Regions from separate parts of the Homo sapiens genome. Here region 2 is linked to region 1. Evidence: read pairs that join two places in POLR2A ChIA-PET (ENCODE). Cell type or tissue: OCI-LY7. All regions are shown on one strand.

Region 1 (4,000 bases):
AAACTTTTGGTAATCTAAAATTCTATTTCATAATATCAAGTGTTTTAAATTTTAAATATACTTAACAGGCTTCCCAAAGTCAAACTTTAGTCTCAAGTCTGTCTTTCCTAACCCCTGGCTTTTGGGTGCTGCAGAGGACCCCTGAAGCATCTAGAAGAGAGGTAAACAGTATTATTTAACATGTTGAGGTACATAAAATTGCCAAAATGATGTCTAATACTCTTCAGGTTATACTTTAGGGAATAATATTAACATGTGTTCCAAAACTGTATGGGATGTCTATGGTTCTAGTGTCTGAATATGTGCTATTACAATTAAGGTTGTTATGCTGGGTTTTTGAAAAACACAAAAATAACCAAATTTCTTTGTCAATTGTATTTCTGACTGTATCCAAACTGGACATTTTGTCATTTACAGACAATTGTTGTTTTGTTTTAATTCTCTTCAAAAGATGGTTCATAATCAAGCCATGGGACTTTAACAAGTTCTCTCCAATGCAGGTTTGTCATGACCAAAAAATGTATGGGACTCATAAAAGGCTAAAATGTTTATAAATATCAAAACAAAAGTTAATGGAATGAACTGAACTAATAGAAAACTAAAGCAATATTCTTCACTTATTCTTAGAACACGGCTAATCCTTATTTTATTTTTTAGAGTCAAAAAAACTTGTCTTAAGCTAGCTACAGCCTTTGATAACTAAGCAAAGTGTACTACTATAGGCAAAGTTTGGAGCATGTTTATGTCTCTCTGCCTAATTCCTGTAGAATTTGGAAACTAGTTATAAATATTCTTAAATTACAACAATATAGTTGTTTGAATCAGTGCAGCAAGAATCCATTTTCTCTTGCAACAAAACACAATTGGAAAAACTGGTTGTTTTACCAAGGCTTTGACTAGAAGGGTATATTTCCCTTTAAGGAATCAAGCTTAACTTGCTGAGCCAATAAAAGCCCCTGGGGAAAACTGGCCTCATATCTGTCTACACAGTCTCCATACAGGGTTCCTGACCTGCAGTGAGTAAAGAATGTCACTTTCTAACAGGCCTAGGAACCCCATGCTTCTGGAACCTCAAGAAGGAAAAAAATTTATCCAACTCACAGGTATTTAAAAGTACAAACCTATGGCTGGGCTTGGCTTTAAAAAGTCCTATCTAAAATTCCTCATGGAACAAGGTTCCATCAAAGCCAATCTAAGAGGCTTATGTAAGGATGATTATTCTTGCTGTACTTTATGCAAATAATTAGGCCAAGTATAGGACTGAAGTCTGTTTTGCAAACAACTCAGTCCTATCATAGATTATTTTTAACAAAAATGAGGACTAGAGAAAGAGAAATTATGTTTTAAGACTTATCATACATCTGTTATTAACCTGTAGTCCCATCAGTTGTTTTTAAGTTCTTGCCTACATTTTAAACTAACCCTGCTTACTCCTGTCAACCAACCAGGAATCTCTGGCTGCAGCTCAGAGAAAACAGAAAGGCATCGGTAATAGAAAAATCTGGAAACATGTTCTAGTTCTGGGCAATTATCCTACAAATCCTGCCAGGTAAACTAGAACCCCAGGGTTTCTCCCTTTTTTGGGAAAGTAAGACCAAGGAAGCTAAACAAAGCCAAGCCCCATATACCCACTTACAGCAGCACAACCCATCTGAATGGCTCACAGGTATCAAACAAACTCTGTTGTCATGGTTACGGCCTATAGTGCCCCCATTAATAATAGTAATCTTAATACTCATATTTAGAACCTATATTCTAAACCTCCTTGTGAAGTTTATCTCTTCTCGCTTAGAAACCATCAAGCTTCAGATGGTGCTGAAAATGGAGCCGAAAATGAAACTGCCCTCCTACGAGGGACCCTTAAATCAACCCCAGGAGGAGCCCTAGCTGCTGTTCCCCACACAACGCCACTCTCCAGCAGGAAGTAGCCAGAAGAAATCGTCACCCAGTTTCCCCTAGCAGCAGTTATGGATTTCATTCCTGAGGGGGGAAATATGTTATAGGAGGCAGAAAGAAATGATTTAGGTAGACATTTAGGGTAAAGTGAGTCCCCAGCAGAAAACTTTCCTTTTAACAAAAAGCAGCTCAAAAATAGCTCCCTTTCTAACCTCATGCAGTTCAAAAAAAAAGCACTTCTCTTCTAACAACAAGCAGCCTGAAAGTTCAGGCTGTAAAACACAGAGAAGATGGCTTGAGCACAGAAAGGGAGGGGGAAGTCTCCTGGGTAATCACCAAACTTCACATTTACACAGTGGGCCCCAGTAAAACAGTGGGTCTTAATAAGCATATTCCTTCCCTTTAGGCGCAGTAAGATTGAGGAGCTAAAAACAGACTTGGGTGGATGTCTGCAGCTGCAAGAAGATGTGTGGGAACAGACACAGAAACTCTCCCTCCCAGATAAGCAAGACAAAGAAACACAGAATAAGAGTCCATCTATGTGGTCAGAGAATGGGATAAGAGCTGATTTAAAAAAACTCTGCTCTATATAGAAGGCACACCTGGTCCCAACCAAACCACTGGACCCTAGGAGGATAAGACCTCCTCTGCTCATGAGCCCCCTCCTCAGTAGCCCATTTATAAAAACCCTGACAATTTTACTACCACTTGGCAACCCGCTCGGGACCCCTCTCTGTGATGGAGAGCTGTTCTTTTCTTTTGCCTATTAAACTCCTGCTCCAAACTCACTGTGTGTGTGTCTGTCTGCAACCTCAATCTCCTTGGCCATGACACCAAAAACCTTAGTATTTACCCCAGACAACAAGGCTGCTTCACCAGCCTTCTCACATTAAATTCCACACATTGCATGTCGGTGCTGTCACAGCTGTGTCTATCACCACAGCAACAAGCAGACGGACTCAAGGCAAGAATGTGGACTTAGTGCTGATGACCCCGAGCTTGAGATGGGATCTGCCTAGTGTGAGCCATGGCTCAGTTTCACTCACTGTGCGACTTGGTGAGAGTTACTCGGCCTCTCTGGGTCTCAGTTTCACATCTGTAAAATGGGGCTAAAATAACAATAGGAATAGCTGCTTTCACTAAATCACAGGTTGTTGCATATATCCAATGAGATAATGTCTGTGAAACTGCTTTGTAAATCTGTGGCACCATATACACACCAGCACTAATTGGAAAACAAATACATTTCTAAAATTTAATATGCAGATTCATGATGTCGTAATTCAAAGCAGGTTTAAACAATAGGGGAAATCCATAATGAGTATATTAAATTTATCATTCTTTATTAAAGTGAAGAACTAATGCCCCTCCCCATCCAGTTTGTCCCAACTTATCTCAACTTGTTCCATGTGTTTTCTTTCCCTCCCTCCCTCCCTCTCCTCCTTCTTTCCTTCCTTCTTCCCTTCTTTCCCTCTTTCTTTTTTTTTTTTTTTTTGAGATGGAGTCTCGCTCTGTCGCCCAGCCTGGAGTGCAGTGGTGCAATCTCAGCTCACTGCAAGCTCCACCTCCCGGGTTCACGCCATTCTCCTGCCTCAGCCTCCTGAGTAGCTGGGACTACAGGCGCCCGCCACCACGCCCAGCTAATTTTTTTGTATTTTTAGTAGAGACGGGGTTTCACCGTGTTAGCCAGGATGGTCTCGATCTCCTGACCTCGTGATCCACCCGCCTCAGCCTCCCAAAGTGCTGGGATTACAGGCGTGAGCCACCGTGCCCAGCCTCTTTCTTTCTTTTTTGAGATGGAGTCTCACTCTGTCTCCCAGGCTGGAGTGCCATGGCGAGATCTCAGCTCACTGCAACCTCCACCTCCTGGGTTCAAGTGATTCTCCTGCCTCAGCCTCCCAAGTAGCTGGGATTACAGGTGTGTGCCACCACGCTTGGCTAATTTTTTTATTTTTAGTCTAGATGGGGTCTTGTCATGTTGGCCAGGCTTGTCTCGAACTTGTGGCCTCAAGTGATCTGCCCACCTCAGCCTCCCAAAGTGCTGAGATGACAGGCATGAGCCCCACACCCAGCCTCCCTTGTGTTTTATTAAAGGAAGACCCAC
Region 2 (4,000 bases), 370 kb before region 1:
GATAGCTACAGAATTTACATGTGAGCCAGGCATGGTGGCTATAATACCAGCGATTTAGGAGGCTGAGATGAAGGATTGCTTGAGGCCAGGAGTTCAAGACCAGCCTAGGCAACACAGCGAGGCCCCTACTATTTTTTTTTTGTTTGAGACAGAGTCTCACTCTGTTGTCTAGGCTGGAATGCAGGGCACAATCTTGGCTCACTGCAGCCTCTGCCTCCCAGGTTCAAGCAATTCTCCCACCTCAGCCTCCCGAGTAGCTGGGATTACAAGCGCACCATCCTGCCCAGCTAATTTGTATTTTTAGTAGAGACAGGCTTTCACCATGTTGACCAGGCTGGTCCCAAGCTCCTGACCTCAGGTGATCCACCCTCCTTGGCTTCCCAAAGTGCTGGGATTACAGGCGTGAGCCAGTGCGCCAGGCCAGCAAAGGCCCCTACTCTTAAAAAAATAAAAAGAAAGAAAGAAAGAAAGCAAAAGAGGCTGGCGAGGTGGCTCATGCCTGTAATCCCAGCACTTTGGGAGGCCAAGGTGGGCAGATCACCTGAGGTCAGGGGTTTGAGACCAGCTTCGCCAACATGGTGAAAACCCGTCTCTACTAGAATACAAAAATTAGCCGGGCGTGGTGGCTTGCTCCTGTAATCCCAGCTACTCGGGAGGCTGAGGCAGGAGAATCACTTGAACCTGGGAGGCGGAGGTTGCAGTGAACTGAGATCGTGCCACTGCATTCTAGCCTGGGTGACAGAGCTAGACTCCATCTCCAAAAAAAAAGAAAAAAAGAAAAAGTGAGGCCTGGTGGTGTGTGCCTATAGTCCCAACCACTAAGAAAGCTGAAGCAAGAGGATCACTTGAGCCTGGGAGTTGGAGGCTACAGTGAGCCATGATTGTGCCACTGTACTCCAGCAGGGGCAACCAAGTGAGACCTTGACTCTTTTTTTTTTTTTTTTTTTGACACGGACTTTCACTCTTGTGGCCCAGTCTGGAGTGCAATCATGTGATCTTGGCTCACCTCAACCTCCACCTCCCAGGTTCAAGCGATTCTCCTGCCTCAGCCTTCTGAGTAGCTGGGATTACAGGCGTCTGCCACCACGCCTGGCTAATTTTGTATTTTTAGTAGAGATGAGGTTTCTCCATGTTGGTCAGGCTGGTCTCAAACTCCCGACCTCAGGTGATCCGCCTACCTCAGCCTCCCAAAGTTCTGGGATTACAGGCGTGAGCCACCACTCCTAGCGACCTTGCCTCTTAAAAAAAGTAAATACATGTGAACCCTAGAAAAGGGCTGTGTTGGCATTAAAAACACTTGAGGAACTCCTTTAAATGCACATGGCACAGAGGCAGTTTTTAGCCTGGAATGGATGACATTTAGGGAGACACTGAAGCAACTCAGGGTGCAGGCATGTGGGAGAATAGAGCTAACCATCATGGAGCTTCTCACTGTCAGGCATTACTTACCTCCGTCACCTCATTTGACCTCCCAGCCATGCCCTGGCATTAACTGCATTTTGCCCGTGAGAAAACAGGCTCTGAGAAGTTTGTAATTTGCTCTGGGTCACCACAGCATCCAGTTCCAGTTCTGCTTGGCTCAGTCCCAAGGACAGTATGAAGCATACAGGATGTGAGGTGAGCTGCAGGTGCTATGAACAAAGGAATTTAAGAGAAGAATGCTGCTAGCAGAGCAGTAGGGGAAGGAATGAAACTGATTTTAGAGCAGGTCTGTGCCAGCAGCAGTCATGTACCCATGAAGATGTTAGAGGCTCAATTGGTATATAGTTTGGCTGGGGTGGAAATTTAAGATTTTAGAGAAAAAAGGAAAGCCATGAATGATGTAAGGGAGAAAAGGCAGATTTGTTGACAGGATTTTCTTGAAAAACAGGGAAGTTGTAATTCATTTGAATATACTTAACAAGAAAGAAGGAATAATAAAAGATTTGTCGTCATCCAGGTATTGGTCTGTTTTGAAAGTTTTCTCTCTCACCTTTTTTTGGTATTGTCTTGGTGTCCAGATGCCCTTGGAAATCACCCGTAGCTTTATCCAGAACCGAGATGGGACTTATGAGCTATTTAAATGCCCTAAAGTGGAAGTAGAAAGCATAGCAGAAACCTACGGTCGTATAGAAAAACAACCAGTGCTGCGACCCTTGGAACTAAAAACTTTTCTCAAAGTTGGTAAGTGAACTTCAAAACTGCATCTTCCTTTGAGTGTCAGCTGGTGAACAGTACAGTACACTGTCCAAAGCTTTGGATCTTGACCTTAAACAAAGAAGACACATTCATTCACCTTGTAAAGGCAATCGTGGGATAAGGTATTTTGTTTCAATTGAACCAGTGTTTTCAAAAATAAAATTACAGGCCAGGTGCTGTGGCTCACACCTATAATCCCAGCACTTTGGGAGGCCAAGACAGGTGGATTGCTTGACGTTAGGAGTTTTGAGACCAGCCTGGCCAACATGGTGAAACCCAGTCTCTACTATAAAAATACAAAACTTAGCCAGGCATAGTGGCGCATGCCTGTAGTCCCAGCTACTCGAGAGGCTGAGGCACAAGAATCGCTTGAACCCAGGAGGCAGAGGTTACAGTGAGCCGAGATCTCACCACTGCACTCCAGCCTGGGCGGCAGAGTGAGACTCAGCCTCAAAAAAAGAAAAAAAAAAAAAAAAGACTTGCTGAATGAATAAATGCATGCCAGCCATAGTTTTAACTAATTTAGCTTTGTGATCTATCTGGTGGCCTCCCTTTGTTTCTTCAGTTTTGTATTTATTCTTCCAGAAGAAATTTAGAATTTATAATTATTCTGTCAAATTCTTGTGAATATTATTTTTTTGCTGCTCTTGTGAATGAAATATCTATCCTGATTCTAACTTGTTATTTCCAGTTATGGAAATCTCTTAGTTTTAATATACTTAATATTAAATTGGTACCCTTGATGAAGTCCCAGTAGTGATAATAGTAAATGAAAGCTGGGCACAGTGGCTTATGCCTGTAATCCCAGAGCTTTGGGGGCTGAGGCAGCAGGATCGCTTCAGGCCATGAATTCAAGACCAGCCTGGGCAATATAGCAAGACCCCCACTTTACTAAAAGAAGAAAAATTAAAATCTCTTCTAAGTCTGTTTTAGACTGTACTTGAATTTCATCTGCTTTATGGTGTTTTCCAAATCAGGTAACTGGCTTTTTTCAGTTCTAAATTTTTTTTTTTTTTTTGGAGAGGGAGTCTCGCTCTGTCACCAGGCTGGATAGAGTGCAGTGGCATGATCTTGGCTCACCACAACCTCTGCCTCCCGGATTCAAGCGATTCCCCTGCCTCAGCCTCCCGAGTAGCTGGGATTACAGGCGCCCACCGTCACACCCAGCTAATTTTTTGTATTTTAGTAGAGACGGGGTTTCACCATGTTGCCCAGGCTGGTCTCGAACTCCTGAGCTCAGGCAATCTGCCCACCTCGGCCCCCCAAAGTGCTAGGACTACAGGTGTGAGCCACCAGGCCGGGCCCTAAATTTGCTTTAAATTATTTCCTTCTTTTGTCTACAATAATTTCTCTTTTAAAATTTTCCTAATATTTTCTTGGAACTGTTTTATTTTTGTAGCTTTTAAAAGGAATACTCCGCCGAGGGCCGGGCACGGTGGCTCACGCCTGTAATCCCAGCACTTTGGGAGGCTGAGACAGGCGGATCACAAGGTCAGGAGATCGAGACCATCCTGGCTAACATGGTGAAACCCCATCTCTACTAAAATACAAAAAATTAGCTGGGCGCGGTGGCGGGAGGCTGAGGCAGGAGAATGGTGTGAACCCAGGATGCAGAGCTTGCAGTGAGCCGAGATCGCGCCACTGCACTCCATGCACTCCAGCCTGGGCAACAGAGCAAGACTCCGTCTCAAAAAAAAAAAAAAAAAAAAGGAATACTCGGCCGAGCGCGGTGGCTCATGCCTGTAATCCCAGCACTTTGGGAGGCCTAGGCAAGTGGATTACTTGAGGCCAGGAGTTCCAACCAGCCTGGCCAACATGGTGA

Evidence for each region. ChIA-PET counts read pairs that join two places held together with the same protein. Peaks named below come from ENCODE experiments on the same cell type or tissue, not always from the same donor. Only the 100,000 strongest peaks of a DNase experiment are listed, where the experiment ranks them.
Region 2: POLR2A ChIA-PET joins it to region 1 with 8 read pairs; 3 of 35 experiments call an interaction of 5 or more read pairs at or near these places.

What each region holds. Positions count from the first base shown.
Region 1 is chr2:69,788,229-69,792,228 of GRCh38, reverse strand. All of the region lies in intron 3 of ANXA4 (annexin A4), which reads right to left. SMANTIS (SMARCA4 interacting SWI/SNF chromatin remodeling complex scaffold lncRNA) reads left to right here. Exons shown (of 3, transcript NR_164155.1): 2 at 1,793-1,964; 3 at 2,303-2,680. Among named protein-coding and RNA genes, the nearest start is that of SMANTIS, 8.8 kb to the left of the region's middle. In OCI-LY7, no CTCF peak of the experiment used is centred here; DNase peaks (open chromatin) are centred at 1,888 and 2,228; H3K4me3 peaks cover 2,062 bases; H3K27ac peaks cover 1,579 bases.
Region 2 is chr2:70,158,788-70,162,787 of GRCh38, reverse strand. It overlaps C2orf42 (chromosome 2 open reading frame 42), which reads left to right. Exons shown (of 10, transcript NM_017880.3): 9 at 2,001-2,163. Among named protein-coding and RNA genes, the nearest start is that of C2orf42, 30 kb to the left of the region's middle. RefSeq lists an enhancer at 1,699-1,748. In OCI-LY7, no CTCF peak of the experiment used is centred here; a DNase peak (open chromatin) is centred at 1,607; H3K27ac peaks cover 954 bases.